2 separate regions of the Homo sapiens genome follow, and region 1 is linked to region 2. Evidence: chromatin loops called from intact Hi-C (ENCODE). Cell type or tissue: MCF 10A. All regions are shown on one strand. Each heading gives the region's core, and the rest is flanking DNA. Links, peaks and the distances in the headings are about the cores only.

Region 1 (16,529 bases), core at 8,243-10,742, 55 kb after region 2:
AGATTTAGCTATCAAGCATTATATAGCTATATACCACAGAATGATGATGAGTTGGAACTCCGCGATGGAGATATCGTTGATGTCATGGAAAAATGTGACGATGGATGGTTTGTTGGTAAGAATCTCATCATGCTTTTCTTACTAGTTGTGTATTGAGGGAATAACAGGGGGCGATGAGCCATGCAAAAAGCAAAGCAATCTCCTCTGCACAGAAAGAAGAGCCTTCTCAGATTTTTATGACCTTGGAAATTCTGGGCCACCAGTCTGTGTTGCTATTATGATGGTGTGGATGTTGCTAATGTTGAACCTGAAACCAAATCTGCTGCACAGAAGAGCAGTTGTCAGATTTATTAATTGGGTTTCCATTTATTTTTTATATTTATTTATTTATTTATTTATTTATTTATTTATTGAGACAGAATCTCACTCTGTTGCCCAGGCTAGAGTGCAGTGGTGTGATCTCGGCTCACTGCAACTTCTGCCTCCCGGGTTCAAGCAATTCTCCTGTCTCAGCCTCCCGAGTAGCTGGGACTACAGGCGCCTGCCACCACGCCCAGCTAATTTTTTTATTTTTGGTAGAGGTGGGGTTTCACCTTGTTGGTCAGGCTGGTCTTGAACTCCTGACCTCAGGTGATCCACCCACCTTGGCCTCCCAAAGTGTTGGGATTACAGGCATAAGCCACCGCACCCGGCCCTAGTCTCCACTTATATTTATATTGTGCATGTGTCTATTTTGCATTTGGAAATTTTATTTTTAAAACCCTTATGAAATAACACAAGAAAATGTTGACTGAGCCTATGTCTCTACCATGAAACTCAGGCATACGTGTAGACATTCTAAAGACCTTATTTACTCCAGGCTTTCAATAATATTAGTCAAAGCACCCTGCTTAATTAAAGGATTTGCCTTTACAAGGAGAGAGATCAACATTTATTGAGATTCTATTACAAAGCAGACACTGTGTTTGATATGCTTTTATTGACGTTCTCTCAACAAACAGCCCTGTAAGATAAGAATTATCCTCATTTATCAGATTCAAAAACTGAGGCCCAAAGAAGTTAATTAACTATGCCAAGATCACCAGGGTAGCAAATAGTGGGGCCAGGATTTGAACTCAGGCCACCCATCTCTCCTGAAATCTGTGTTCTTTCTGCTCAGGCATGAATATAATGTTGGGAGATATTGACCCACTCTGCCTCAGTTTCTCCCTGTACAAGTGGCTTTACCTTCACCTTCTTTCCAAAGACCAGCCCTTCCCTGATTTTTCTGGCAAAGCTTTGCTAAAGCAAAGTAATATCAGGGCTGGGGTGGTAAGGACAGCAAGACCTCAACATGAATGAGAAGTCAGTAAGATTTGCCTTGTCCTCACCAGCCTCTTAGAGAACTACCCCATCCTCCCGAGGTCCTCAGAAGCCCACGGCCCTCACTACTTTGAGTCGTCTGTTCAGTAGAAATCAGGTCTGAGAAGTCAGTGACCACTCTGGTGCAGTGCAATCCAATAGAAATGCAATGTAAGCCATGTGTGAAATTTAAAATTTTCTAGAAGCCACATTGAAAAGAAGTAAAAAGAAACCAGTGAAATTAATTCTAATGTATTTTGTAAACCCAGTGCATTCAAAATGCTACCATTTGAACATGTAATCAATATTAGAAATGGTTAATGATTTATTTTACAGACATCTTTTCATACTGTCTTTGAAACCCAATGTGTATTTTATAGTTACAGCACAGCTCATTTCAGACTAGCTACATTTCAAGTGCTCAGTAGTCACACGTGGCTATCATTTTAGAGAGTGCAGCACTAGTATGCAATAGCTGTTAAACTCGTTCAGGAATATATATATTTTTTATGAGAACTTAGGTGTGGGAAGGAGCACCAGTTCTCTAATGAAGGCCTGCCAGGCAGCTGGGTAAAGGAAATATTTTGGGATGAGTATCTTCCTTGCATCCCTGAACTCTTCACTTGCTTCTTTTTTTTTTTGAGATAGAGTCTTGGTTTGTCACCCAGGCTCGAGTACAGTGGCACAAACTTGGCTCACTGCAAGCTCCACCTCCCGGGTTCAAGTGCTTCTCCTGCGTCAGCCTCCCAAGTAGCTGGGACTACAGGCCCGCATCACCACGCCTAGCTAATTTTTATATTTTTAATGGAAATGGGGTTTTACTATCTTGGCCAGGCTGGTCTCGAACTCCTGACCTCAAGTGATCTGCCTGCCTCAGCCTCCCAAAGTGCTGAGATTGCAGGCGTGAGCCACCATGCCCAGCCTCCTCGGTCACTTTGAAAAGTAGCATTTTCAAACTACAAATAAAGTAGCCTTAGCAGAACTCATTTTTCTCATCCATAAGGAAAGATACTAACTAGCTATGTGGCCCTAGGCAAGGTTCTTATTATCTCTGGACCCTACCATCTCAGTTCTCTAACCTTCTTGGCCATTCTCCATAGGAGTTCAACTAGATGTTTTAGGTTTCCTAAGCTTTAACATATTTTTTTAGCTTAGAAGTTTCACTTTGGGTAGTAATTCCAACCCATTGGTAGTGGCTGCTTGAGATGTGTACAACAGGATTCCGAAGCCAAATCTAAGCCAATTGTGATAAGGGTGCAGTTATCAAATTGGGATGTCTGCTAAAGAAACGATAATGATGATACAACATATATTTGCCACTCCTGCTTTAGAGAGAGAATCCCAAGGGAAGGAACTAGATTAAGGATCAGCAGTGCTGCATCTGGAGCAGCCCAGGAAGGGCTTTGTTCCCAGATGGCTCAATGCTCCTGGCTTAGCAGGAGCCCTAACAAGGTTAGTACCAAAGATAGGGACTCAACTGGGGGCTTAGGCACAAGCTGGATAGGAATTTCCTTTTGATGGGTGGCCATAGTCAGTGGGCTTTTAGAAACTGCATGGTTTAGAAAATCTAAATCTCAGGTATCTTCTTGTGTCAGATAAATGTATGAACTCCTCCACAAAGCAGAAGTGTTGGAAAGAGCAATGGACTGGGAGTCAGAAGACCTCGGTTCAGATTCTGCCTCTGATAGTTACTAAGCAGTGGGACCTCAGACATGTTACTTCTACTCTCTGAACCTGGGTTCCTTCTGAAAAACAGGAGTACTAGAAATGCCTACATTGCTTACCGCCCAGCATTATTTGGCAGCCTAAGTGAGATAAGATAGGGGAAAGTACTTTGGAAACCATACGGTATTCTCTAAGCTGCAGGACTGTTACAAGGGGTTTTGGAGCAGAAATCTCTGCAGCGTGCTGTCTCAACTCAAGCGAGTGGGTCTTCTCATGTTTTGTATGTGTGTGTTTTTTCATAGGTACTTCAAGAAGGACAAAGCAGTTTGGTACTTTTCCAGGCAACTATGTAAAACCTTTGTATCTATAAGAAGACTGAAAACCATGGAGATTATTTTTATTGGAGGAGGAAGCATCATTCATGAACCGATCTTTTTAGTTGAGTCAGTAGGAAAATTAATACAGTGGATAAAGTAAGAAGCAAAAGACAGGGACAGAGAAGTGTTGTGTTTAAAACCCAAGCCTGTCTAAGGTTACTGTGTATTAGACAGGGCCGAACTAGTGTGCTGAGCAAAAAGAATTGAAGCAAATTGTATTTACTTAGCCGCTTCTGGGAGCCACTTCAGCCTTTCCCCTCCCCTCCACTTCTTGGGTAATCTGACCTGAAGCATAGTCCAGGAGCAGAGTTAGCCAGAAATGCCTCCTGCTGCCCCAGCCTTAGAGAGCTCCCATCTCAATCATTGAGCCTGAAGGCTTCAAGCCCAAGAATGCAACAAGACCCCCAGCCTACATTTCTCAGCTCCCCTGGAGCCAGCTGATCCTGTAACGCTGCTGGAGGTCAGTCTGAGCTACCAAGACTGTCCCTAGACAAAGGTGGAGTCCCCCACACTGCCCAAGACCAAATCCCTCACTCAACCTGCTGAGGTGTGGATGGGGAAACAGAGGCAAAACTGAGGCACCTGATGCATTCAGCCTGCTGTGCAGCAGTGCCATTGACTGCCCTGATGTTCAGAGAGAAACGCACACAAGGTTTGCCCATGAGAATTGGGGAGCAGATGGCCAAGCAGATAGGTTATGTCTGTTTTCTGAGTGATGAAGTCAGGAAGCCCTGTGGCTCTGGAGGCCACTTGTGGTTCATTCTTTTCCCATATCCTTGGCTTTTAGAAATGGTTACCTTCAGGACAGTGCAGCTGCATTTATCAGAGCACTATTGCTAAGTTTTCTTTTCTGGCTTGTGTTTTTCTGGGACAGTTTAGAATTGGGAGGCCTATTCTCATAGAACACCAAAAATGATGTTCAGTGATTCATTTAACATACACCAATGTACTCTGGCTGCTGGGGGGACAACCATAAGCAAGACATGCCCAGGGTTTGCCGTGGCTCCAGATCTACTCCCTGTAGGAGTTCAAGGATCACACAAACGGTAGTAACCAGGGTTGTGAATCTGAGTACACCCTGGCAAGGCTTCTCTTCAGACTGAAGCAGCAATTCTGCCACTACCAGCAGCAACCAGGACGTCTGTTCTTTGTGGGGGCCAGATCAGAAGAGAGAGGCCCCTGTGACGCCCGGGCTGCTTGGTCACAACTCTGTCCAATTCAAGGATGTTTATCGGCCTCTCTTAGATCCTGAGTGAGACAAATACAGAAATGACCCATTCCCTGCCCACCAGAAACTCAGAGGTGATTGGGGAGACTGACACAGGAAAATGAACTTAATCAAGAGAGACTGTGATATGTGCTAAGAAGGGTGTGAGGGAGGGAGAGATGAATTTTCCCTGGAGGGATCCTAGAAAGCATTGTCATATTGCCATCTCCATTAGCTCACTTTTAAACAACTAGGGTGCTGGAAGAACCTTTGTCTGAGGGTAGTTCATAGCTGGAAATACTTGGAATATTTTCCAGAGTCTCTAAACTCTCATCTTCCCCCACAGATACACATCCAAGCTCACAAATAGGAGTAGCAATTCTAGGTGGTAGGGTTGTGTACGGAACCCCTGGCTGTCTGCATATATCTCAGAATTACCCCAGGACCATTGTCCCAAAGTCTAGAGTCTTTACAGGTAGGCAAAATTTGTTTTCAATGCCTGTGCCTCAGCTGCTGTCACAAATACCCATCTTAGGATCCCATCAGCTTCCCATCCCCCACCAGACAGCCACAGTACCCTCACTTTCTCCCTATTGTTCTTTCAAATCCTGTTCTCAGGAAAGAAACTGCCACTAATTCATTCACACTAAGGTGTAAATGATTGATAATAGGAATGAGTTACCTCTTCCCACAGACATTTGTTTTTAAGTATGACAGAGCAGGGCCTTAATCCCAAGGGAAAAGGTTATGGAACTGGAGGGGGTGAGCTTTCTGGGTAGAAGGAGACTTCCTGAATTTCCTTAAAACCCAGTAAGAGTAAGACCTGTTGTTTTGGAAGGTCTGCTCCACCATCTAAGAGCACTGTTTTTTTTTTTTTGTTGTTGTTGTTGTTTTACGGTCTCTGAGGGAATATAGTAAAAATGCATATGCACGTGCAATTTGCACGGCAGCATTTCACCGATTGTGGACTGTATTGGCTAATGTGTTTCCTGGTCTTTAGATGCAAACCATTAATAACACTATCTTATCTCATAGTTTTTTCAGGGGTGCTTCTTGATTAGTAGGGAATTTTGAACACCTCTTTAAATACAGCTAGAAAATAAAACCAATTTGTAAAGCCACATTTGCATATGATGCCAGCCTCACGCATTTGTATATCTCCAGAAATTCAGGTATGCCTCACCAATTTGCCCGTCTTTAATAAAATCTTGTGTTAAAATTTGCATCACGTCGCCTTCCTATGTATGACGAAACAAGAAACAGAGATTTCCAATTGCTCTTTTGTCTTCAGACATTTAGTAATATAAAGTACCTATTTTTATGCTGAAATGTTTATACAGGTTTATTAATAGCAAGTGCAACTAACTGGCGGCATGCCTTGCAACACATTTTGATATATTAGCCATGCTTCCGGGTAAAGGCAAGCCCCAAACTCCTTATCTTTTGCAGTCTCTCTGGGATCAGTAAAAGAAAAAAAAAATAATGTGCTTAAGAAGTGGGACTGTAAATATGTATATTTAACTTTGTATAGCCCATGTACCTACCTTGTATAGAAAAATAATTTTAAAAATTTGAATGGAAGGGGGTAAAGGAAGTCATGAAGTTTTTTTGCATTTTTATTTAAATGAAGGAATTCCAAATAACTCACCTACAGATTTTTAGCACAAAAATAGCCATTGTAAAGTGTTAAAATTTACGATAAGTATTCTATTGGGGAGGAAAGGTAACTCTGATCTCAGTTACAGTTTTTTTTTCCTTTTTAATTTCATTATTTTGGGTTTTTGGTTTTTGCAGTCCTATTTATCTGCAGTCGTATTAAGTCCTATTGCTAGAATAGGTTACTACAAAAAAGGTTATATTCTGAAAGAAAAATAACTGACATTATATATAACCAATTAATTTAAAGTATTGCCATTTAAATTACACACTGAGAGCATGTCCTATGCAGACATAGATTTTTCTGTTCATTTATTTTTCTTCATTGCAGTGGATTGATTTGATAAATAGATGTGTTGAATTACTACATTTGCTGTACATATTATTTAATAAACTTTATTCAGAATTGCGTGGCATATGTTTGTTCTGGTCATTCATTGTTTCTTTCCTCCCTTTGCCAAGCTTCTCAAATGAAGCTTAAATTCACTGCTTCAATTTCTTATACCCTCCTTTCCATCCTTAATCATTTACCATCTGCCTTCTGCCGCCTCCTTGAAGACACCACTTCTTACCTTACTTTTTTCTCAATAACCTAACTCCTGACCCTCTGAATTAATTGATTACTGTTGACCATTTTGCCATTATTTCTAAAATATGTTCGTATTTGTTCTGATAACAAAAGTGATGCACAAATGTCTTTAAAAACAAAAGTAAAACATTATAAAATATGTATAATGGGTCTAGATTTGCTTTATAAAACATGGGTATGGGAAATGACATAGCACTTTGTTTTTCTAAATCAAATTAATCTGGCTATGAGTCCTCTCTTGGTATGGGTGGGCGAAAATGCAATCTGTCCTTTTTCTCCTCCAAACCAAATGTGTTAAGGCACTAGGCATGCAGTCTCCCCTGGCATCCCGTGGCTACAACTACTGCCATCTTAGTCTGGGATGGGGTCTGCTGCACACAAGGCATGGATCTGTCCCCTAATAGGAAAGCTCACGCCTCTACCCTCTCCCCCTGGGTTCTGTCCTCCACCTCCAACTCAAAGCACCAGTTTGCAGTGCTGCCTCTGGGGTAACTCAGTGTACTTGGGCCTCCCCTGGGAGAGGGGCCTAACAGTCTCTTGTTTCAAGGGTCTGACAGTCCTTAACACTAGGTCCTGAATCACAGGCCCTATGAACCCTTGTCTCCAACAAATCCATCAGCTTACCTCCTAACTACATTTAGAACCCAGCCATTTCTACCATCGTAGCCCAAGCCATTTTCTCTCACCTGGATCATCGCAATAACTGTCTAACTGGCCTCCCTGCTTCTGCTATTGCCCCTCTAGTCTAGACAGAGCAACCACAGTGATCATCTTAACGTTGGTCCAAAACCCTCTAGTGGCTTCTCATCTCGCTAATGTGGTACAATGGCAAGTCCATAGACATACTGCTCCTCCCCTCCCCCTAACCCCTGAATTCATCTCCTTCATTCCAGCCACACAGCCCTCTTTATGGCCTCAGACTCATTAAGCACATTTGAGGTTCAGGGTCTTCATGTTTGCAATCCCCTGTGCCTGGAAGGCCCTTTCCCCAAGAGCTGCATGGTTTTCTTCCTCCTTTAGGTCTTCCTGTTGTCTTCTCAATGAGGCTTTTCGTGACTACTTTACATACATCTAGGAACCTATTGTCCCCACCCCCTGCATTCCATCCCCCTCTTCCTCCTCTGTTTCTCCATAACACTTATCACCATCTGAAATTTGTCTCCACAAGCAATCCTGTAAAATCCATGGGGTTAGTGACTCTGTTTTGCTAATATATGCCTGGCACCAAGAAGAGAGTCTAATGTGGCACTCAATCCTTTGTTTATCAAATAAACAGATAAATAAGCCCTTGAGGCCAGAGATCCTAGAACTCAGAATATGTTCTACCAACAATGAAAGAAGGGAAACCATTTTCTTACAGTGGCAGAAACAATGAATTAATCTTTCAAATTATGCTGGTTTCATACAAACATAGAAAGTGAAAGTTCTCCATAATAACACTCCTCACAGAGATCACTCCTATATATGGTCCTCCCAGCTTGCTTTTCTACACATACTAAACACACACGTCTCTAAAATGCTTTATGTAGTCTCATACACTTTTACTTTCCTTTAGTAGAACTTGGACATGTTTCCATAACTTACTTAACCCATCCTCTATTGATGATGCAGGTATTTAAGGTTATTGCCAGCTTTTTACAACAACAATGCTGCTTTGAGTAAAATTATTGGCTTAAAGAGCAGGAACATTTCAAACCTTAAGAGATTTCCAAATTGACTTCCCAAAAATTCCAATTATACTCCCACCAAGTCCATGGAAGTGTGTTTCCCACCACCCAATTAAAACTACTACATTGTCCGCTTCCATGAATTGGGGCTCCTTGGTTCACCCGCTTTTGACTGGCCAACCCCTTCTTCATCCTCTTTCTAGATCTTCACTGCATCCTCAGCCCTCTGTTATTTTATCTCAATACATGCTCCTGCGGAGAGCAGATCTCTCCCAATATAATTACGGCCCAAAGAGTCAATTGTGGGAGGGCCCTTTCAATGATTAAATGGTAGAAGCTTAGGCCGGGCGCAGTGGCTCACGCCTGTAATCCCAACACTGTGGGAGGCCGAGGTGGACGGATCACCTGAGGAGAGGAGTTTGAGACCAGCCTGACCAATATGGTGAAACCCCATCTCTACTAAAAATACAAAAATTAGTCAGGCGTGGTGGCGTGTGCCTGTAATCTCAGCTACTCAGGAGGCTGAGGCAGGAAAATCGCTGGAACCCGGGAGGCAAAGATTGCAGTGAGCCGAGATCGTGCCACTGCACTCCATCTCACAAAAAAACAAAAACAAAACAAAACCTAACACTACTGCATTGGCTGAGACATACCAAAGGGCGTTAGAACTAGTCTCAGTCAGGAGTTAATCCAGAGACTCAAACTTTCTCATCAGTATTTGTCTTATTCTTGGCGTTTTGTTTGGCTACATTTTCACCTACTGAATGCAGCAGTGGGAAACATGGCTGCAAGCTGCTCCAGCCTCCTTCCAGCTCTCTGACTCCAAATTCTCAAGGCAAAAGGACCTTCCTATTTGGCTTTCCCTGAAAACAACTCCAGATGCTGGCAGGCCCAGCCTGGATATTTACTCTTCCCTAGACTAATCACTTTGACTAAAGAGGCAACTTTACTTGTAAAAACCTTTGTGGCTTTTGGCCAGGCATGGTGACTCACGCCTGTAATTCCAGCACTCTGGGAGGCCGAGGTGGGTGAATTGGCAGCTCAACCAAAACCTCAAAGAATGAGGGAGAGGAGTGGCTGGGCGAAGGGGTGTCTGCTCTAAGAAGGGGAAAAGGAAACTGGACAGATAACAGCTCAATGGTCCACTGGACTTGGAGAGTTATTGTAACACACTTTGAAAATGGAACACTATTGTCCTGTCCCAGTATAAACTTCAGTGTAGTTGAAAGCAGGCTATGTGCTGAAGTTTTGCTAGCCAAGGTCTTGACAAGAATACAGTGGGAGGAGAAGTCCCAGAGGAGGGGGCCAATGCGACCAGGGGGGCACAGCACAACCGTATCTCATGCTAAAAATATCAGACTCTAATGGAAGGGAACAAAGTTGATGTCTCAGAAGTCACAGAGGATGTTTGGATGAGTTGTACGTGGGAGTATTTTTCCAAGTCTTAGCACATAGAAACCACATCTGTCTCAGGAACACTTAACCAGGTCTTTTAGGACAAATCAAAGAACTTATCACTTGATACAGGTAATTTTTGGAACAAATTAGCCAACAAAGTGGTTCAGATTGAAAATATTATAGAACATTTAAGATAAATCCATAGATGCAAAAATCCATAATGAGAAGCTCTGAATGACCGTGTGACACTATGAAGTCTGTCCCGGAGGACAACTGCACTGGTCTTCCAGGACCCTCACTCTAGCCTTGTCAGGGGCAAAATATTGAGTAGATTAAGAGTCTCTCTACCTTTAGGGTTTACTTGTTTTTCAAGTAATATCTGACAAACAGACGAATCTGCAAAAGGGAGATCAAATCATCTTCAATAGTAGCATAATGTAAATCGATGATCTCAAAGCTTGGTTCATGGTCACTTTGGAATCTCCAAGCCCTTTCAGGAGATTCATAATGTCAGAACTATTTTCAAATGATGTGAAGCTGCTTGTGGTAGTCAGCGTCCAAAGATGCCTCCAGTCACCCTCACCTCTTGGTATTCAGGCTCTTGTGTGATCCCCTTCCCCATTCTATGAGGGTTGGTCTGTGTGATCAATAGAATGTTGCAGAAAAGTGACAGCATATCACTTCCAAGGTTAGGTTGTAAAATCCTTTATGGCTTTTGGCCAGACATGGTGACTCATGTCTGTAATCCCAGCACTCTGGGAGGCCGAGGTGGGTGGATCACCCGAGGTCAGGAGTTCGAGACCAGCCTGGCCAATGTGGTGAAACCCTGTCTCTACTAAAAATACAAAAATTAGCCGGGCATGGTGGTGGGTGCCTGTAATCCCAGCTACTCGGGAGGCTGAGGCACAAGAATCGCTTGAACCTGGAGGCAGAGGTTGCAGTGAGCCGAGATTGTGCCACTGTGTTCTAGCCTGGGTGACAGAGTGAGACTCCATCTCAGAAAAAAAGAAAAAAAGAAAAACCTTTGTGGCTTTTGTCTCATGCTTGGATCACTCACTTGAGGAGGAGTGGACTACAGTTTAGAACTTCTAAGTTCTGGTATTTTGTTGTGTTGGATACATGCACTAATTCCTGAAAAAAGGAGAAGTATTGGAAAGAACAATGGGCTGGCAGTCTGAAGACCTGAGTTCAAATGCCTCTTAGGCTTACATACATTGTGAGACCTCAGAAATGCCACATAGGCTGTCTTGAGTTTTTTCATCTAGGAGGGAAAGATGCCTGGACCAAAGTGAGATCCTTCTAGGAAGGAGGAAGAAAAAGGATGTTTGGAAGGCAATCTGCAATGTCCACATTGGAGCTCCCCAGTCATTCTATTGCCTACTGTATACCAGCACTTTCCATGTGTTATCTTTTAATAGCACCTCGGTGAGGAAGGTATTCTTATCTCCACTGACAGGTGAGGGAACTGAGACTCAAAGGAGTTCAGCCCCAGGGTATATGTGCAAGTACATGGCTTCAGTCTGACTCCAAAGCCAGGGTCCTTTCCATTGATCACACTCTACTGCCTGCAAGGCACAGAGCTGGGACAAGACTGTGGACCAGTATACCTCTGGATCACCTAAAGCTTACCAAAAGACTATAACATCTTCAAAAGCAACCTCATTGAATAATAGTGATAACCATTAGATGAGCACCTACTACGTGCTTGAACATTGAAAGTTGCATTAAAGGTCTATGTCCCTCCTTGGTCAGTCTTCTGCCAGAGCCGAGACAGCAGCAATGGCATAGAAGAAATCTGCCAATTTCATGTCATCTTATTCTCCAGCACTCACAAACCTCTCAGAAGTGTGGTCCGGCCTCGAACCTGTATTGCCTGACCACTAGTCTGAACCCTTTGTCACCTGCACTGTGGCTCCCATATGTGGTGTTATAGATCTGCAAAGCTAAAAGTGAACAAAAATTTGCACTCTTATTTTCTGTGTCAATTAAGAATAACTCCAGCTGCAGTAACATATGGCCGAATAAATGCCAGCTTATGTGACGCAGATGTGTCTCATTATCTCGTGGAAAAGAAGACAGGGCTCTGGGTTAGTATGTCCCCTGGCCTTTGTCTCATAATGGCAATCTGGCTACCATGGCAGTTCCAAGCACCACATCCTCATACAACTGCTTTTGAAGGTTGGAAGCAGGGAGCAACAACACAGGACAGAGGTTTTATCTTTGCAAGTTTTCCCTCATCAGGGAAGAAAAATCTTTTCCAAAAGCACCCCCCACCAACCCACCCCGCATCTCATTGGCTAGAGGTGACCATGGGGCTACTCCTAACTACTAAGAAATTGCTTCGAGGAAGTGGACCAGGCAGAGAGGACTGGGAGTGGCTTTGAAGTAGCCAACCAGGGGTGGGTTTTGTAAGCAAGTCCTTTCTGTATCTTTTTCTTAGGTTTCTGTGAGATCTTCCTGCCTCTTCCCTCAGTTTCTTTGAGTTCTTTCCTGGCTTCTCACCTTCTTCTCACTCCCTAAATAGGAACGTTTCCAAGTTTCTCTCTGTAATCTGTTAGCTGCGCAATCTTATCTATTCCCTTTGTTTCAAATATCACCTCTCTGCAAATTACTTGTTTCCACCTTTTAAATTAAACAAAACAAAGTTATTAGCTAAACTTTAAGAAGTAAAACAAACTGAAAACTTGTATAATCAGCCAGGCGCGGTGGCTCACGTCTGTAATCACAGCACTTTGGGAGGCCAAGGCGGGTGGATCACTTAAGGTCAGGAATTCCAGACCAGCCTGGCCAACATGGTGAAACCCTGTGTCTACTAAAAATACAAAAATTAGCTGGGAGTGGTGGCACGTGCCTGTAATCCCAGATATTCGGGAAGCTGAGGTAGGAGAATCACTTGAACCTGGGAGGCAGAGGCTGCTGTGAGCTGAGATGGTGCCACTGCACTCTAGCCTGGGTGGCAGTGAGACTCCATCTAAAAAATAAATAAATTGTATAATCACCACTGCTGAGACATAACCTTTTTAAAGTGCTCTGCCAAACATATATATAGGTGATATGTGTATAAACTGCTTTTTTTACTTACTAGATTAAAAAGTCCTTTCTTGACAACATATACTCATGTCTGCATCATCATTGTAATGATTACATGATATTCTGTAGTATGAACATGACATGGTATATTTAGCAACCCTCTATTATTGATACTTGGGATGTTTTCAATATTTTGCCATTATGGAGAATTCTATAATGAACATCCTTTTCCATACTCTTGACACTTTGAATGGCTACTTTTTTTCCAGATAAATTCCTAGAGTGGAATTGCTAGATCAAAGAGTATGCTGTATTTAAGAATTTCGACACCTACATTTTTGTCATCTGACTGTTGACAAGACCTGTCGGTTCTTCCTTGAAAATTATCTTGGGTTTGTCCTTCCTCTCTGTCTCTGAGAATCATCACCTTACACCCTCCCTCAACTGATACCATTGCCTGAAATCTCTTCTTCTATGATAAAATTCTTCCTACTCACAAAATGGTTGTGGATTTAGAGGTGCCCTTGTCACCTTCAGTTTGGGAGTCCAATTACAGGTGAACAAGACTTTAGTATTTTTGCAAAGTTTCCAGAGAATTGAAGAGCGGGTCCTTAACACAGGGCATTGGGAGTCAAGGAAGGCGGCTGTGGTAAAGGGGGCATGCTTAGCAAATTATGGGAGAAAAAGCCCAGATGGGACCAAGGAAAGAGGGGGAATCAAGGAAGAGAGAGAAGCTTTCCAGAAGAGCTGCAAAAAGAAACGTGACAGGTAGGAAGTTAAGCTTTAATCCTCTGGGCATTGTAAGGTCAACCCAGGGCAGGGTCAGGCCATAAAGGAGAGTAACAATAGTGCCCCATTTACCTAAGAACAATGAAGGGCCCTGTATACAATTACAGCGGCCTTTCTATGACCCTGCTGAGAAGGTCTACACCCCTCTTTTTCAGTTAAGGAAAAACCTCTCTCGTTCCTTCTCCTCCTCCAGCTCCTGCCTCATTTCTCTCATTCCCTTTAAGGTAAAACACCTCAGAAAAGCTGTCGATGCTGGCTATCTCCAGTTCTGGTCCTCTCATCCTCTCTTGAACCACTCTGTTTAGGATTTTGACCCCTTGCCTTAACAAAACCATTCTCTTAGGACACTCAATGACCTTCCCAGTATTAAACCCCATGCTTGACTTTCAGTTCTCAACTTCCTTGACTTTTCAGCAGCATTTAGGACACTTGACTTTTCCTGCCTCCTGCAGAGGCTTTCTTCACCTGCTTGCAGATGCACCCTCTCTAGGTTCTCCCTGCTCCTTCTCAGTGTCCTTTGTTAGTTCCTCCTCATTTCCCAGGCTCCACCCTTGGCCTCCACCTTTTTTCCTACTTCCTGGTGCCCTCATCCACTCTTGTGTCTGAATGTCCTCTATATGCTGATCTCTTGCCTGGACTCTCCCCTGGAATCCAGACTCCTATATACAACCGCCTGCTCTACATCTCCACTGAAATATCTCATGGGTGCCTGAAACTTAAATATATCCAAAACTAAATTCCTAAACTCAGCAGTATCCCCAAAAGCTGCTGCTTTCCCTTTTCAGTTAATGGCGATTCCATCCTGTAGCTGCTGTTCAGGCCAAAAAACATGACTCATCCTCAAACATCCCTCCTATACCTTACTTCCTATCCCTCAGCAGATGCTTTAAAATATAGCCAGGATCCAAGCACTGCTGCAAACTCCTCGACTCCCACCCTGGGCCCAAGCCAGTCATCAGCTCTTGCCTGGATGATAACAACAGCCGGTTACTGCTCCCCTGCTTCTGCGGCTTGCCTCCTCCATCTGTTTTCAACACAGCAATCAGAGTGCTGAAAACGTAAGTCAGGCCATGTTCATCTTCCGCACAAAGCCCTCATGACCTTCCCTCCTACTCCTGGTGCTTCTCAAATGCCCACGAGGCGCTGCCCATTCAGACTCTCTGTTATTTCTCTGACTTCATCTTCCCCACTTTCCCTCACTCCCTCAGCTCCTGCCCCACTGGCCATCTTGCTGGTGAATGCTCCAGGCTTGTTCCTGTCTTTGAGCTTATTATTTCCTGCACATGGACTGCTCGTCTTCCAGATATCTCCATGGATTGCTCATTCACCTTATTCAGTCTTTCCTTAAATCACTTTCCCGGAGAAGTCTTCTTTCATTACTCTTATTGTTGGCATTTGCTTTATTTTTGACCCTGCTTCCATAGAACATAACAGCATCTGTTGTACCATATATATATGTATATAGTTTTATACACACACACACATATATACACACACACATATATATATAGAGAGAGTTTTTTCTTTTCTTTTTTTTTTTAGAAAACATTTTATTTGAGCCAGGCATGGTGGCATGCACCTGCAGTCCTACCTGAGGCAGGAGGATCACTTGAGCCTAGGAGGTTGAGGCTGCAGATGCAGTGAGCCAAGATTGTGCCAATGCACTCCAGCCTGGGTGACACAGCTAGATTCTGTCTCTAATAATTATATATAATAACATTATATATGTTTTATATATAATATATATATATATATAATCGACCAAGTGTGGTGGCTCATGCCTGTAATCCCAGCACTTTGGGAGGCCGAGGCGGGTGGATCACCTGAGGTCAGGAGTTTGAGAGCAGCCTGACCAATATGGTGAAACCCTGTCTCTACTAAAATTACAAAAATTAGCCAGGCGTGGTGGTACGTGCCTGTAATCCCAGCTACTTGGGAGGCTGAGGCGGGAGAATTGCTTGAACCCGGGAGGCAGAGGTTGCAGTGAACCAAGATTGTACCACTGCACTCCAGCCTGGGCAACACAGAGAGACTCGGTATCAAAAAAAAAAAAATATATATATATATATATATATATTTATTTATATATACATAAAATATATATTTATATATTTTATATATATATATGCCCAGACTATTTATTTATTATCTGTATGGATTGTGGATTTTTATTTTCTCCAATGGGTTATAATTCCTTTCATAATTATATATAATTCCTTTCATAACTATATTATATAATGTATATAATATATTATATTGTATATATAACATATATTATATATAATGCATATATGAATATATAAAAATATATACTATATAATACATAAATATATATTATATACTTAATATATATTATATATATAAAATATATCATGGTTACAAAATGATATTTTTGAAACTCTTGCACTTCCCCTACATTTATCAGTTGGTATTTATAGTTCTACTGTAAGCAAGAATCCTTGCTTCCCATCCATCCAACCACGCACTCATGCATCCATCCATTTATTTATTTATTTATATTTTTTGAGACAGAGTCTTGCCCTGTCGCCCAGGCTGGAGTGCAGTGGCATGATCTTGGCTCACTACAACCTCTGCCTCAGAGGTTCAAGTGATTCTCCTGCCTCATCCTCCCAAGTAGCTGGGACTACAGGCTCATACCACCACGTCTGGCTAATCTTTTGTATTTTTAGTAGAGACGGGGTTTCATCATGTTAGCCAGGATGGTCTTGATCTCCTGACCTCGTGATTCACCTGCTTCAGCCTCCCAAAGTGCTGGGATTACAGTCGTAAGCCACTGTGCCCGGCCTATT
Region 2 (16,529 bases), core at 4,603-7,102:
TAGGTAATATCCGGTAGGCAGTTGGAACTCTAAAACTAGAGTTCTTGGAAGAGGCATGGGCTTAAGATGGGGATTGGAGTCACCTGAGGAGAGGCGATGGTTGAAGCCCTGGGGATAGAAGAAGATACCCAACTAGGGAGTAGATGAAAGACTGAAGAGGGGATTGTGTTGAGAGAAAGGATGTGAAACCAAGAACTACCCATGGGGACGTTGGGTGATGTGGAACAGGAGAAGGGGAGAGGGAGAGAAAGGAGAGTTCACAGAGGCGGAGGGAAAAGCGAATGATGGAGCAAGAGGAGAAAGCATGAGATCTTCCCAGATGTCCAGAAAGGTGGACTCCCAGGAAGGTCAGTGGATGTGATGACTAAGATGTTTCCAAAGGCTTTGGAGGTTGCTGGGTGAGTAGTTCTTGGGAGTTAGAGTATATGGCAAAGAATCTGGAGCCTGCAGAGGTACAGCACTGAGTGAAAAGATGTGGCCGTGGGAGGAAGGAAGGGAGGGGAGTGTTCCCAGAGGACTCTACAGGGTCAAAGTTTTTTCAAGGTGGAAGACTGGACAGGACAGGTGTTCAGAGATAGGAGACTCAAGAAGGAGAGGATGGGCAGGCAAGACAGTGCAGCCAAAAGGGCTGGAGGATGGATGTGAAGGTAAGAGGGGTGTGCTCTCTGAGGAATAATTGGGGTGGCGTGGGGTACAGTCCTCATCCCAGAGCAGAGGTGCCCTCAGAAATGAAAGCATACAAGCCCAACAGGTTTCAGCAGGCAGGGGGCTAGTGGGTGAGTTTGCCTCTCCTTCCCTGTCATTTCCTTTTCTCTCTTTCACAATCTCTTCCTTTTCTTTCTGTCCTTTCCTTAAATGTCTCTTCTCCAAATAGCTAGTTTTTCTTAAAATGGTCATTATTAGAGATAAGGCCATTATTTAAGGTAGAAGTATCTTTAAAATTAACCTTTGCATTGATTTATTCAACTACTCCCTTATTTTTAAAAACAAGCATATCAAAGCATTTGCATTTTTCTCTCCAAGACAACAGAAACCCTAAACTACAGAATTATGTTGCTTTTTCTCTGCATGTAGCTCTTGGTTGTTTTCTTCCTTTTGCGTGGTGCCTGGTAATTTTATAAAGCATTCCCTTATTCATGCTGAAGTGATCATTAATGTAGTTGGTGAAATTGCATTTCTCCCCATTTCTGCACTCCTAAATTTGCAGGCATACACAAGTTATCTAAATACAGTGTGGTATTTTAAAGTATGCTTTTGTACATGCTGGACCTAAAGTGTTGGGTGACCCTCTCTCTGGATGTGGCATTTGGGGTGCATGAAGGGCTCTGCATTGGGCTCAGAGGGGGGTCTGAGGGCTGTGGAGAAGCTGGTGGAGGATGTGCTGTCCATGTCACTAAAGCATGTTGGCCCACGGTGGGCCATTGCCCAGTGACCTGTGACAGAAGATGAGTATGAGCCAGGAGGCCTTCTCCTGACCCACCCAGAGGGCCTTGGCTGCATCCACTGGAAGGCAAAAGACCAGGAGTAGGAGAGCCCACCTGCCCATACATTCTCCTTCCAGAGAAAGAGCACCACCCTCCACCAGCACCGAAGACCTTTTCCTTCCAGCCCCCCTGACTTCCAGAGGTCCTGGTCTAAACTAGGAAAAAGAAATTGACCTCTCTCTTTTTCCTCTTGGCTTGAAACATATGAGTCAAAATAAATCATCTACATTATTTTTTTCTTCTTTTTTTTCTTTTTTGGACATGTACAGAGCTCAGCCATCAGCCCTACTCCGGAAATTTCTTCAGAGACTCCTGGATAGTAAGTTGCCATTTTATTTTGTTTACATTGCTTACTATGTTAAATGTCAGAAATGGGAAGAGAGAAGTTTATATTTTGGACCCAGAGTGTGTTTTGTTTGTATCAGCCTAATGGCTCTGAATGATGTACAGTTTGGTGATAAAAAGTGATCTAATTATAGTCTTCAAATTATTTTTCTTCTGTTCTGTCCTCCTCTTCCAAATTAATTTTGTGATGATTTGTATTACCTTTTATAAAGTTTTCCCCATTTTAGCATCTTCACCTTTAGAATGGGAGTTTATTTGTCTAAGTTTAGAATCCAAGTTCTTGCCTGGCATGGTGGCTTATGCCTGTAATCTCAGCACTTTGGGAGGCTAAGGCAGGAGGATCACTTGAGCCCAGGAGTTCAAGACCAGCCTGGGCAACATAGACCCTGTCTCTACCCAAAAAAAAAAAAGGAAAAGCTGGGTATGGTGCTATGCATCTATAGTTCCAGCTACTTGGGAGGCTGAGGCAGGAGGATCTCTTGAGCCCAGGAGACTGAGGCTGCAGTGAGCTGAGATTGTACCACTGCACTCCAGTCTGAGTGAAAGAGCCAGACTGTGTCCCAAAAAAGAAAGAAAAAAAATCTCATTTGCTGGTTCTTATGGGGAGGGGAGTGTGACTGAGACAGGCCACATCTGGTGTAAAGATTGTGGGAGGGGGCTGGGTGCAGTGGCTTACACCTGTAATCCCAGCACTTTGGGAGGCTGAGGCAAGCAGATCACCTGAGGTAAGGAGTTTGAGACCAGCCTGGCCAACATGGTGAAATCCTGTCTTTACTAAAAATGCAAAAAATAGCTGGGCATGGTCCTAGCTACTTGGGAGGCTGAGGCAGGAGAATCACTTGAACCTGGGAGGCGGAAGGTGCAGTGAGCTGAGATCGCACCACTGCACCCCAGCTCGGGTGACAGAGTGAGACTCCATCTAAAAAAAAAAAAAAAATAGACGGGGGGAGGGAGGTGCCGAGAAGGGGCTAATTTACCTGATTCTCACATAGATGGGCATCTGTTTTCCTCTGTCAGTTCTTAGGACTCTGGATGATGCATGCATACCCCACTCCTTTGTGGGGTGCCACCAGCCTCTTCCCCTGCCAAACCATCCTGAATCCTATAGCAGATTGCCTTTCTCAGCACTTTGCTGTGAAGCTGTTATCCCAGCTGAAAATGTTCAGTGCTACCCTCACCTCCTGTTCTATATGTGATAAATAGCAAACATTTTAGCTTATATAGATAGGCCCTCGTGGAGCCTTCCTGTACCCAGGCTCACGTTAGTACCTCTGTGGTCCTTACTTCTGTTGCTGTATACCTGACATATACTCTTGTATTTTTATAATTGCTAGTGTATTATAAACTCCTCAAGGGCAAGGCCCCAGTCTTCACAGTGCCTGGGGCACCCAGTGAATTTAGGAAAGGAGCTTGTTCTGGTAGGAGCTTTTCTTATTTTGTCACCATCGCATCTGTGTCTTGTTCTTTGAAATATGACAATGAGGGGAAGACACACCTATTACCTATGCTAGTAGGGTTGGATAAATCCACAATGAGCAGAGTTGCTGAGTGTATAAGGTTTTTTTTTGACAGATATTGTGGTCTCTGGGACATATCCTACCTACATTGCTGGAGAATGTGCTTTACAGGAAGAGTTTCATTTGAAAGTCAGCAGGGATTTGGGTATTTTGGTGGAAAAATGGAAAAATTTAATCTATTTAGGGTAGTGATCAAAAGCTCTAGCTAGATCCATCATGTTAATTTTTCTTCTATAAATATGTGTGTTTCATGATTAATATACCCAGGAGCATAAGAAGAAATTAAGAAGACATATTAAGACAGCAGCTAGAGAAGGACTGCCTTAGGGGACAGTTCCCACCTTGGAGAAGGACTGGTGTAAAGTCTCTTGCATTCACTGTGGGGTTGGTGACTCAGTCGCCAATATGACAGGTGTCAGGGCTCAGGTGTAGCATCACAACCCGTGTCTCCTACTCTGGCTTTGCAGCTCACTCCCTTTTAAAGAGCTTCCAATTGAGCCGGGCCTTCAGCTCTAAAAATGACAATAAGTCACAGGTCCTCTAGGTCCTAGGATGTGCCTTCAGAGATGAAGCCCACCAGATGACCCTAGGCTACCTGCAGATAAAGGGTGTCCTCAAGGCCACAGCTCCGAGCAAGCTCTCCTTGGTCCCCCAGGCCACCTCTTTATTCTCAGCTTGTCACTTTGGCAGTCCTGACTGCCCGTGTTAACCCTGCTGCCTGCTCTCCTCGTTTACCTCCTCACCTCCATCCCCCTAAACTGCACAAGACGGAAAGGGCTTCATGGGACAGCTGGCAGAGTGAATTCCCTAGCTCTACTGGATCCAAGGCACTAAGCTCTGTATTCTAATAGGAATGTAGATATAGTCCCTTAATAGTTTTGGGACAAAACACACACACACACACACACACACACACACACACACACACACACATAAGGTTAGTAAATGAAAAGGCCAAGTGGCAAATGCTACCACAGGCAGTCAGGATAAAGGAGCACAGGTATCGAATAACATCATTTTAACAATTTATCAGGCATTTACTACGTGCCAGGTCCTGTGCTTGGTATTTTATCTACCTTACCTCATTTAATCCTCTGAACATTCCAAGATGAGGCATTATTTTTAATCCCCATTTTATAGATGAGGAAATAGGCACATCAAAGCAGTGTAATGCCATAGTTCCTCAGCAGGTTCAGGGCAGAGCCATATCCAGATTAGGAACGGTGAAGCTCTAGGCCAAGGGACTAGGGTTGGCAGTAAACTCTCATCTGCCCCATACTGATTCAAAATTTTGTAATAAGTTAGCAGAAGATATACTAAGGTTTAATGTTTTCAAGCTATTAAAAAACAATTTAGACCTGGCGTGGTGGCTCACGTCTGTAATCCCAACACTTTGGGAGGCCAAGGTTGGGGGATCACTTGAGGCCAGAGTTCAAGACCAGTCTGGGCAACATGGCAAAACTTCCTCTTTACAAAAAATACTTTAAAAATTAGCTGGGCTTGGTGGTGCACGTCTGTAGTCCCAGCTACTCAGCAGGCTGAGGTGGAGGATTGCTTCCCCGGGAAGCGGAGGTTGCAGTGAGCCAAGATCGCACCACTGTACTCCAGTCTGAGTGACAGAGCGAGACTCTGTCTCAAGAAAAACAAAAAGCAAACACCCCCCCCCACACACACACAATTTAAGCAACTATTTATGATATTGGGTTAGCAGGATTGGAGGGTACTAATGTAAGCTGACTAAAAGAGCAAATTGTTTTCAGACACTGTGAATGTGCGTGAAGATATTCAATCTGTTAATTTACCAAGAATTCTTATTTATATCACTGAAAATAGGTCTTCAAAGCCTCTGTTTTTCAGCTCTCATGAAATACTTGGCAGGAATAAATGAGTTTTTTCCTCCTGCTAGTCTACCATTTGGGGATTTTTCAGTAATCGGGCTTGGTTTTCCCCCAGTTTATCCAAATGAATAAGATTTTTTCATATCTGGAATTGGTGAGGAACCAGCCTAAATGGGGTGCCTGACACAAAGGAAAGCATACAGTAAATGTTTGCTCAATGAATGGATGGATCTGTAAATCTTAATCAACTGAAATCCAACTTGGTTAGCACTGAGGCAGGCAGCTTGTAAGTTGAACCTAGTGCCTTTCACTGGTTGGACAGGAATGATGTGTAGGCAGAAACATTGGCAGGACTTGACCTTAACCCAAAGAATGAAGGAGGAGGAGTCACAGGTGGCCCAGGTTCACAGTTTTGTGGCAACTGGAGAAGTGATGGTGTTGTTTTAAGTCCACTTTAATAAATTGGACAGACTTCAATTGATAATTTTATTAACTAACACTGATTACATATGATAATATTAAAAGAACTGGGAACAGAGAGGAATTCACCCATAGTCCCAATATCCAATACAACTACAAGTCCTTGCCTTCAATATATATATTTTTTATAATTAACATCACAGTGTGTGTCCAGTTTTGTACTTTATTTTCCTAGCATTTCAGATCTATAAATCAGTAGTGGTAACTACTCATTACTTTCATTTCAATGTATTTCAGCATTGATTAACCTTCTTTGCCTAACCAAAGAGCTTTACTCTATTTGACCAGCAGGTGGCACTCAAGAACAAGCTGTTCTTCCCTATATGGTGATGGTAGACTAGCAAACGCTTTTTCCCCTTAATCTGATTTGAGAACAAAACACAGATCATAACCTGAAGAACTATATGAAACAGTAGAGGTCCTCCGGGACTTTACAAATGTGTCAGAAATCTGTATGCATGTAGGCATTTAATTTTATAGAATCATTTATTCCATTAATATTTATTGAACAACCATGCAAGGCACCAGATATGCAAGGATTAAGAAGATAAACTTTCTGCCCTCAAGGGGTTCCAGGTGTAATAGGGGAGACAGATTTGTAAATAACCAGAGTCCAGTGGGGTAAATGCAATGATGGGGCCCAGGAGGGAGGAGTGAGCACCTATTGTTTTGTGGAGGAAGAAAGGTTAAGCTTTATGGAGGAGGTGCAAATAAAATGTGAATAACAATATCAGTATAGATATAATTTTTTTCATGCAGTACAAAAGGCTATAAAATGAAACTTCTAGAGGATTATCTAGACTCCTTCCTGCAAAGCCACAGTTAACAACAGTTAGGTTTTTTTTCTTCTTCTTCTTCTTGAAATAACTAAATTATTTTGAATGGTGAATGTAAGCTTTATGAGGCTGGAACTTTTTGTCCGTTCTGTTGCCTGTTGAATCTTCACCTAGGAGAGCGATTGACACTTAATAGATGCTCAGTAAATATTTGTTGACCGAATAAATGAGCAGTAGAATGACATGATGAGATCTTTTCTAGACAGAGATGACTGGAGGGCATCAGGGCTGGAGACTGGGGGAGCAATGCGTGTTTGTTGTACAGTTGTAGGTGAGCAATGATAAGGCGGGAGGTGGAGAGTAAAGGGATTAATGTGAGCTGTGTCAAAGATAGGGAAGAAGCAGGACTTGGTGACTGATTAGGCTTAAGGAGCAAGGAGAGAGAGAGAAGGGGACCGATTTCCTGAGCTTTCTGGGTTGTGTGATGGAAGATGGTTTGGGACACGTTGAGTTTAAGATGCCTGAGAAACATTCAGGTGGATGTCTAGAAGGCGGTTGAATGTATGTGTCTGGAGCTCAAAAGAAGGGTCTGTGTACATAACAGATTTGCAGGTGGGTTTCTTGTACAATCTCCCCATGCCTATTAGTTTTGCAAGTGAAAGAAATTGAGGCCAAGAGAAACAGACTGTTCGCAAGTTTTTAAACAAGAGTGGGTTTGCCTCTACTGATCCACATTCCTTGTTGGAGTCAGGTGGGAATCCCAGTCTCCAGGACTCTGTCCACTGCCTCCGGAACCTGCCCGTTAGCACAATTGGAAACAGTTGGCCCTAGGATGATTGCTCTGTTCTCTCACTTTACTCTTCCAGTGAGTGTGTTTTTGTTGAATCCCCTTGAAACTCAGCAGCCAGCTCTGCATCTTAGCCAGAGGCTGAATTCTCTGTGCTAGCTCTTCTTGCTTGCTCTTCCTGAACCAAAATCTGGGTTAATCAAGGCTGCTCAGAGCTGAGCTTCTGAACTTAACTTGTTTTGTTAAGTACTCAGCTGCTATTCCTGATTGGACCTTTCTCAACCAGCTGAGGGGATAAGGCTGCTTCTCTCATCCTCTCTGGTACACTTGGACAGAGCAAGTACTCTGTGACCTTGGGCAAATGCCTTTGACATTCTGGTCTTCAGTTTCCCCTTTTGTACAGTGAAACAAATGGTCTCTCTTCAACATTAGAAGATCTGATGGATATGATACACTTAAAAACACTGTTGTGGCTGGGCATGGTGGCTCATGCCTGTAATCCCAGCACTTTGGGAGGCCAAGGCGGGAGGATCATGAGGTCAGGAGCTCAAGACCAGCCTGGCCAACATAATGAAACCCTGTCTCTACTAAAACTACAAAAAAAAAAAAAAAATTAGCCAGGCTTGGTGGCAGGCACCTGTAGTCCCAGCTACTTGGGAGGCTGAGGCAGGAGAATCACTTGAACGTGGGAGGCGGAGGTTGCAGTGAGCTGAGATCACTCCACTGCACTCCAGCCTGGGCGACACAGCATTGTTGTAGAGCTCTTGGGTATTGTTTTTAAACAAGGAGTGCCTCAGTTTCAAAATGTTACCCATCTGGAAAAAGCATGTTTTGTTAGCTTTGGTATCAGAAAAAAAACAATTGGCTTGGCAAATCCATTCTGAGAGATTTCCTGAGTGCTAGTTTATCATTCTGGTAGGAAGCAGGAAAAAACGGTGATAATGGGTGGAATAAGGCCAGAGAGTGAGGTGGCTGAGGGGTTGGGGTGGGGTGAGATCTGACTGTTGGTGAGGTAGAGCAGAGATGTGAGGTCAGGCAGCCAGTTATGGTCAAGAGTCATGACAGAACAAAGTTATTAGGAACTTAGGAAGATGGCTTAGAAGTTCTGGACAGGCTGGGCATGGTGATTCACTTCTGTAATCCCAGCACTTTGGGAGGTCAAGGTGGGTGGATCACCTGAGGATAGGAGTTTGAGATCAGCCTGACCAACATGATGAAACCCTGTCTCTACTAAAAGTACAAAAATTAGCCGGGTGTGGTGGCGCATGCCTGTAGTCCCAGCTACTAGGAAGGCTGAGGCAGGAGAATCACTTGAACCCGGGAGGCAGAGGTTGCAGTGAGCCAAGATGGCACCACTGCACTCCAGCCTGGGCGACAGAATGAGATTCTGTCTCAAAAAAAAAAAGTTCTGGCCAAAGCTGAGGCAATTCAAAGGATAGCAGGCACAGCAGAATGGAAGCTGCTGTCAGTCACTCTGTTAAAAGAAAAACTTTAGACAAATTAAATTTAGCAGATTTATTTAAGGCATAGAAGGATTTATGTTCAGGCAGCCCTTAGAACCAGGGGCAGTTCAGAGAGCTTCACCCAGCAACATGGGCAGGCAGCATTTATAAACAACAAAAGACAGCAAGTACAGCTACAGCTGGATTGGTTGCAGCTCCACAGTTGCCTATTTGGGCATTTATATAGATGTGGGCTGATCAGTTGGCAGCCTGGGATTGGCTGAAGCTTGGCTGCTGTGATTGGCTGAGACTCAGCTACTTGTTATAAGAGCATACTCTTAGATTGTACTTTGTTTACATAGTTAGGTTGCAGAAGAATAGGAACTCAAAGTATGGATGCAGCCTCAAGCCCAATTTAGTTTACTGATCTCCAATGCTTAAGGAGGTGTGGTAGCCCCAAACCAAGGTGGGAGGGGCTTCAGACACCATACCTTCAAAAGAGACCTCAGTCACCACAGCTGTTGGTCAGCAAAGATAAAGGACATCTATTCATGGATGTTTTTGCTGTTGAAGTTATACAAAAAAGAGGAAACATAGCATTAAACTGAAGGGCAAAATCAGAAAATGCAACCAAAGGGAAGAGGGTGGATAATGAATAGGAAATTTAGAAAAGGGACATATTTATTTTTAATTAGGAAATTCAAAATTATAAGCCAGTTTAGATCAACTCACATTTATTTAAATTGGCATATGGTGCCACAGCCTTGCAAGCTACCCTCAGGTTCTTCCATCTCCTCTAAGTAAAGAGGAAAAGCATTTGACCTCCACATCCAGGCCAGAGTGAATTAAGAGGGTCCTGGGGGAGCTCTGACCCCCACCCTCGGCAGTCCCCTGAAATAGGGTATATAAAGCCCTTAGCCCCAGGTGGGTACAAGGTGAGGCTCAGTAAGTGGCAGCTCTGCGAGGGGATTACCAGTGCCAGAAGCAATAGTATTGCTCAGGGGACTTTATTATTCTAAGGTGGAGATGTCGCGGTATTCTACCAGAGTCCCCACCTCTTTTCCATTTCTGACTCCTGTGTCTGGTGCCGCTTATCTTAGGGGTGTATTCATGGTGAGTAACACTCAGCAGTGATGGTGTATACGGAGCTGGAGCATCCCTGAGCTCCCTCTGGTTCCTGTGGTGTGCAAGCCACTGCCTCCTCAGTTGTAGGAAAATGTTGTATCTATTAATAAAACAGCAGCTGAAGGTTGGGCACAGTGGCTCATGCCTGTAATCCCAGCACTTTTAGAGGGCAACGTGGGAGGATTACTTGAGGCTAGGAGTTCAAGACCAGCCTGGGCAACATAGTAAGACCCTGTCCCAACAAAAAAATAAATTAATGAGCAGTAAAATAAAACAGGAGCTGAGAGAGAATACTATCCGTGTAGTGCTCAATGGCCTAGTTCAAGTTCCAGCCCTGCCATTCTGCTAACCTGCCTACTTTGACAAATTACTGAATCTCTCAGTGCCTTGTTTCCTCATCTAAAAAATGGCAGAAGTAGGAATGTTAGGATTGAAGTGATAATGATCAATAGGCACGGTGCCTGCCACATAGGACGCCTCACCAAGAGGTGTGTAGAGTTGTTTTTGCTGTCATTACCAGTGACCATGGGGACTCAGAGGCTGCAATTATGCACAGAAAGAAAGGCCAGTTTCCCGGAATGTAAAAGCATCACATTATTGATCGTTGCTGGTTGAGTAGAGGAAAATATAGCTGGACAGATGTGTGATCAAGCAGTCACAGTTTGTGGCCCCCGTAGAAGCTAGGTGGGGGGAATATGGGTGTTCACTCTGTAATTCTTTAAGCTGTTCTATATGTTAGTTGATGTTCACAATGAAACAGAGGGATGAAGGAATTCCACCTAGCAATGGGTCTTCAGAGCTGAAAAATCTATTTTGATACCAGTAACCTGAGTTGGGTAGGAATAAAAGAAGCTCAGCAGAAGCCTATGTGGTTCTGCGGGATAGGAGTCATTCACTTAACTGAGAAATATGTGTGTGTGTGTGTGTGTGTGTGTGCGCGCGCGCGCGCGCGCATGTCTGTGCATGTGCGTGTCTGTGTGTGTGTGTGTGAATGACAGTGTGTTAGTGGCAGGCATAGAAAAGTGGGATTAGGAGAAGGGAGGGACTCAGTGAGTAAGTACCCTTGATTTTTTTTTCTGTGCCTCACCTCATTCCAAAAGGAATTTGTGGTAACTTGCAGAAATACCTCGATGTTAACAAGATAAAAATAAATGGAGGCTATAAAGGAGCAATTGTTTATGCTTATACTACATGTCAGGTCATAATCTTCTGAACACAAACTTTGAAAGAAGTGAGTGCAAATGTGGCTGTGATACTAAGAGCCCATAGAATCCCAGGTTCCAATTTCACTTGGTCACTGATTTTTCTGGAGACCCAAGACAGTTGGGCTTCCCCCTTTCATTGATGATTTTATATTCCAAATGCTTACGAAGAATAACCAAGAAAAATAATCCAGGTAGTGGACTTGAAGTAGCTGACACTGCCTGGCTACGTGACAGAGGCACGTCTGACAGAGAGCTTGACTGCACCATCTTGCGTGCAGCCATTGGGTCCTCCTGCCCTCCCCTATGTGTGATCCTCCCCCTGTTCTCCCCTATCCTTCCTCCAACCCTTCTTCCCCAGGCAGCGTTCCACAGAATTTTTCTTTTAAAGCACAAATGTAGCCATTCCAATTAGAGAACTTTGCTGTTTGGTCAAGATTCCTGAGCATTCAGGGCTCCATGGGCCTGTCTGTAGAAATGTCTGTCTAAATAAGAGCACTCTTTAGAAAGGACAGTTCTTGATTAGGATACCAGGTGTATTTCTTGTCCTCAGCAGGTAATGTGCTGTTTGAAAAATGTTAAAAGCACTAACTCCTATTCTTATCTTTATTTTTTCCCTTTTCTCTCTTTCTTTCAAAATTACCTGTTCATAGTATATATTCTTCCAACTTCCATGCAGTGAAGAGGGAATCAGACGGGGCTCCTGGGGATCTCACTAGCTTGGAGAATGAGAGACAAATTTATAAAAGTGTCTTGGAAGGTGGTGACATCCCTCTTCAGGGCCTGAGTGGGCTCAAGCGACCATCCAGCTCTGCTTCCACTAAAGGTAATTAACTGGGTGAAGCCTGCAGGCCTCTGTCTCCCATCCACCTCCATTCACTGAGCGTCGGCCGTGGTGAACCTCCAGCAATGGGGATAAGTCCTGCCTTGTTCAGACCCACATTCAGGCCTCAGAGCCCTCTTAAATTCCCTCCCCTATTTTCTTACCGGCCATTTTTCTTTCTGGTTTTAATAGTTTCTGTTCCTTTGACCCCCCAACCTTGTTCTCCTTCAAGATTTCTCTCTCTCTCTCTCTCTCTTTCTCTCTTTCTCTCTCTCTCTCATTCTAATTACCTTTTCTTAGAAATTAGCTGAGCTTTAGCCATTCCTAACTCTAGCAGGGTAGCCATTTTTTTTTGTTGTTGCATCCTTGCACCTGCTTTGCAGCACAGATTATTTTGCTTCCGGACCTCGACTGGAAATTTTTTAAAAGCCCTTATGACAAATGAGCATGTTACCTCTCCTTTTTCTTTTTAGCAGCTTTCAGCTTTAACCTAATGGGTCTATTTATTTTATTCTGCATGCTTACCAGTGGATCGTAAAGGTGGGAATGCTCACATGATTTCTTCATCTTCAGTCCATAGCCGAACGTTTAACACTAGCAATGCGTTAGGCCCTGTGTGTAAGCACAAGAAGCCCCTGTCAGCTGCGAAGGCCTGCATTTCGGAAATCCTTCCATCCAAATTCAAACCCAGGCTCTCTGCTCCCAGCGCTCTTTTGCAGGAACAGAAGAGTATCCTCTTGCCCTCAGAGAAGGCTCAAAGCTGTGAGAACCTTTGTGTTTCTGGTTCTTTAAATGATTCCAAAAGAGGCCTCCCCCTCCAAGTGGGAGGGAGCATTGAGAACCTGCTCATGCGCTCCCGACGGGATTATGACAGCAAGTCGAGCAGTACCATGAGCCTCCAGGAGTACAGCACCAGCGGCAGGAGGCCCTGTCCTCTCTCAAGAAAGGCTGGGATGCAGTTCACCATGCTTTATCGGGACATGCACCAGATCAACCGATCTGGCCTCTTCCTGGGCTCCATCTCCTCCTCCTCGAGTGTGCGGGATCTTGCCTCCCACTTTGAAAAGAGTAGCCTGGCATTGTCCAGGGGTGAGCTGGGCCCCAGCCAGGAGGGCTCGGAACACATCCCCAAGCACACCGTCTCTTCCCGCATCACCGCTTTTGAGCAGCTGATTCAGCGGTCCCGTTCCATGCCATCCCTGGACCTGTCCGGAAGGCTGAGCAAGTCTCCCACACCTGTGCTGTCCCGGGGCAGCCTGACCTCAGCCCGCTCGGCCGAGTCCCTACTTGAGTCAACCAAGCTCCATCCCAAGGAGATGGATGGGATGAACTCCAGTGGGGTCTATGCTTCCCCAACATGTAGCAATATGGCACACCATGCCTTGAGCTTCAGGGGCCTTGTGCCTTCTGAGCCTCTCTCCACCTGCTCTGATGACGTGGACCGCTGTTCAAATATCTCCACTGACAGCAGAGAAGGCAGTGGCGGCAGTGTTCATGGAGATTTCCCCAAACATCGCCTCAACAAGTGCAAGGGCACCTGCCCGGCCTCATACACCCGCTTCACCACCATCCGGAAGCATGAGCAGCAGCAGACCTCTAGACAGCCTGAGTGGCGCCTGGATGCCAGAGGGGACAAGAGCACCCTCCTCAGGAACATCTACCTAATGAGCCCCCTTCCTTTCCGGCTGAAAAAGCCCCTCCACCACCACCCCAGACAACCTTCCCCTGGTGACTCCTCAGGCCTCCTGGTGGGCCAGAAGCCAGACCTCCCCAGTCAGCCCCATCAGGACCAGCCCCCTTCTGGGGGGAAGCCCGTGGTTCCCACACGCCTGTCTTCCCGACACACCATGGCCAGGCTTAGCCGCAGCTCAGAGCCCTCTCAGGAGAGACCCACGGCCCTGGAGGACTACCCAAGGGCCATTAATAATGGAAACTCCGTGCCATACTCAGACCACAGCCTGGACAGGAACAACAACCCACAAAGTGAACTGGCACCATCCCGTGGAGGTGGCATTTTGTGTGTTTGCCTAGTCTCACCTGCCCGTCCCTCCACTTTGCTTGCATTATCCCGTCCTCCTCTGTGCCCTTGGTGCTCATTTTCTGGTCTGTCCTTTGTTTTCTGTTTGTTTTGCTTGGCAATTAATCATGGCTCGTAGTGGCTGCACTTCTTTAAAAACAAAGCCCCCATGTCATTTAGACTAACCACCAAACTGTGTTTCGAAAGAAAAATTGGCCGTTTAGCTCAACTGAGAAATGTGTTCATTTGAACTCTTGAACCCCTTGCTGTTTGCACCAATCCCCAACATACCCCATGGTTTTTTGAGAGGCAGCCTCTCTCAATGGCCCTATATGTGTGTGAGTGTGTGCCTTGTCCCTATAAGGTCCTGCACGCCTCTTTGTAGGGACACTTTACAAAGAAAGTTCTCTCATTTTGCTCACCTTTTGCCTTTTGAGTAGTTTTCTTTGCATTAAACTAGTTCACAAATAAATCCAAAAAATGGGGTGGGGGGTGGAATTTTTTTTTCCTTCAGAATTCGACCATTGATCATTAATCAAGAATGACTTCAAAATTTTGATATTTATAATAGATGAAAGGTGAACTCTTTTCGCAAGCTGGTTTCCAGCGAAATCTTTGCCTGTTTTAACTCTACTTTGTTGTTTTAAAGATTCAGAATCGCCAAGACATTTTATACCAGCTGATTACTTGGAATCCACGGAAGAATTTATTCGAAGACGTCATGATGATAAAGAGGTAAATCCCATCTTTTAAATCCATTAGTTTTTGCTTGGAAAAATGTATGAAGCAAGTACAGATTCTTGACATCTATCAGAGAGGTGACATGATCTAGCAATTAGAGGCAAAAATTGAGGCTTTCACAAGTGATTTTTTCATATGACATAGGCTCAATCATGCCTCTTTTAGTGGACTTTTCCAAAAAGTAGGACTGATTTCCCCACAGGCACTAGCTTATAAATGCCAAGTCCAGCCAGCACTGCTGCATGGGAGATACAGAGATTGTCCACTGCTGCACTTAATGCCCTGTAAGCTAGAAACCAGAGTTTGCTCTTTCATCCCCGCTCAACCCCACCCTTGATAATCCCTAAAGAAATCCACCTGCATATTTCTCCAATACTGCCCACCCCTCTGTTGGCACAAAGCATTGTTCAAATTGAGAAGGGTGCAACAGGAGAAAGAGGAAAATGAAAAATAGTAATGACCTTGATACATTTTATAAAACAATTTGAGGAAGTTGCCTATAACTCTCTTGCTTTCAATTCAGAAGAAGGCAGATACACCAAGAAATGCTGGAAAACCCCAGCCAAGAACTTCAAAATGTGTATATTTTCTTGTAGCTACTGAAATGCCTGTCCTGCCATGGGGTGACTGTCAGGGCCTGAGAAAGAGCCCCTTTTCTTGGGGATTTGGGAAGAGGAAGTTCTTCATATCAGCCAAATGGGCAAAATCACAAGCTTCTGCTGGGATAAAGCATTGTGATGATACATGCTTTCTGGGCCTCACATCCCCAAGAAAAAGAGTCCTAGAGATTAAACAAGCTCCCAAGCCCATATTCCTGAAATGAATTAAGAGCTGGAAAAATCACCTTGACCTGGTAGCAGTGGGGGAGGGTGTGCGTGTGTGCACAACTCTGTCCTGGTCACGTTCAAGTCTGAAGCCCTTTTTCTCTGTTGTTCTGCTTTGTTGAGTAGTTCCAGAGTTTAGGTGGGGTTTCCCGAAGGATTTAGGATAAGGCTGACTTGGGGATGAGTAGGATGATGATAATTATTGCCACCAGATGGTGAAACAAAAGACAAAAATAAAACCACCGTGGCCAGGTGCAGTGGCTCAAGCCTGTAATCCCAGCACTTTGGGAGGCCAAGGCAGGTGGATCACTTACTTGGTCAGGAGTTTGAGACCATCCTGGCTAACACAGTGAAACCCCATCTCCACTAAAAAATACAAAAAAATTAGCCGGGCATGGTGGTGGGTGCCTGTAATCCTAGCTACTCAGGAGGCTGAGGCAGGAGAATTGCTTGAACCTGGGAGATGCAGGTTGCAGTGAGCCGAGATGGCGCCATTACACACCAGCCCAGGTGACAGTGCGAGACTCCGTCTCAAAAAAAAAAAAATGAAACCACTATACCTCTCCCCATCTCCAGGCACAATTGAACAGTACTCAGTAAGAAACTTGCACCTGTCCATGGAAAGAAACAAGAGGAAGCATTTGATGTATAGTTATTATTTGTAATAACTCACTAATGATGAGTGTCCATCAGGCCATAGAGCAGATTCATTTCTATAGCTCTTTGTTAACCATTTCCTGCCACAAGATATAAGATTCCCATGTATGTAGGCCAGGGCTGCTATGATGAAGGAAGGTGAAATTCCATTTTAGTAATATAAGCCCTAGTCTCTGACCTAGAAGGTTTTATGGGACAATTCTTGCCTACCACATGGGAGGTGTAGTTTATCTAGTGGTTTAGCAATTGATATATTAGAAGTTACATAAGAAGGTGAGCAGTTGTCTCCTAAATAACACTGGCTCATAGATTCTTAAAAGTTTTGTGTCTTTATCCATGGTTTTTGGCTTATATGGTTAAACTACAGGGCTGAGGGACTTACTAAGGTGAGATTCAAGTACTAGATTGGGAGCTTTACCCCATTCGATGTCCACTTCCACTGATTATGTTTAACTCCAGCCAGAACACAAG

What was found. A loop is a pair of places that touch in the nucleus more often than their neighbours do. Peaks named below come from ENCODE experiments on the same cell type or tissue, not always from the same donor. Only the 100,000 strongest peaks of a DNase experiment are listed, where the experiment ranks them.
Region 1: a loop joins it to region 2, with 2.3 times the contacts of the local background. A loop is called at or near these places in 12 of 110 quality-filtered maps.

Annotation. Positions count from the first base shown.
Region 1 is chr10:95,301,906-95,318,434 of GRCh38, reverse strand. SORBS1 (sorbin and SH3 domain containing 1) reads left to right here. Exons shown (of 33, transcript NM_001034954.3): 32 at 3-115; 33 at 3,309-6,662. The coding sequence ends at 3,376. Among named protein-coding and RNA genes, the nearest start is that of PDLIM1, 19 kb to the right of the region's middle. RefSeq lists an enhancer at 8,105-8,284. In MCF 10A, for the core only: no CTCF peak of the experiment used is centred there; DNase peaks (open chromatin) are centred at 9,484 and 10,587.
Region 2 is chr10:95,352,924-95,369,452 of GRCh38, reverse strand. It overlaps SORBS1 (sorbin and SH3 domain containing 1), which reads left to right. Exons shown (of 33, transcript NM_001034954.3): 22 at 1,754-1,803; 23 at 11,650-11,822; 24 at 14,486-14,571. Among named protein-coding and RNA genes, the nearest start is that of PDLIM1, 70 kb to the right of the region's middle. In MCF 10A, for the core only: a CTCF peak has its summit at 5,954 (motif pointing right); a DNase peak (open chromatin) is centred at 5,962.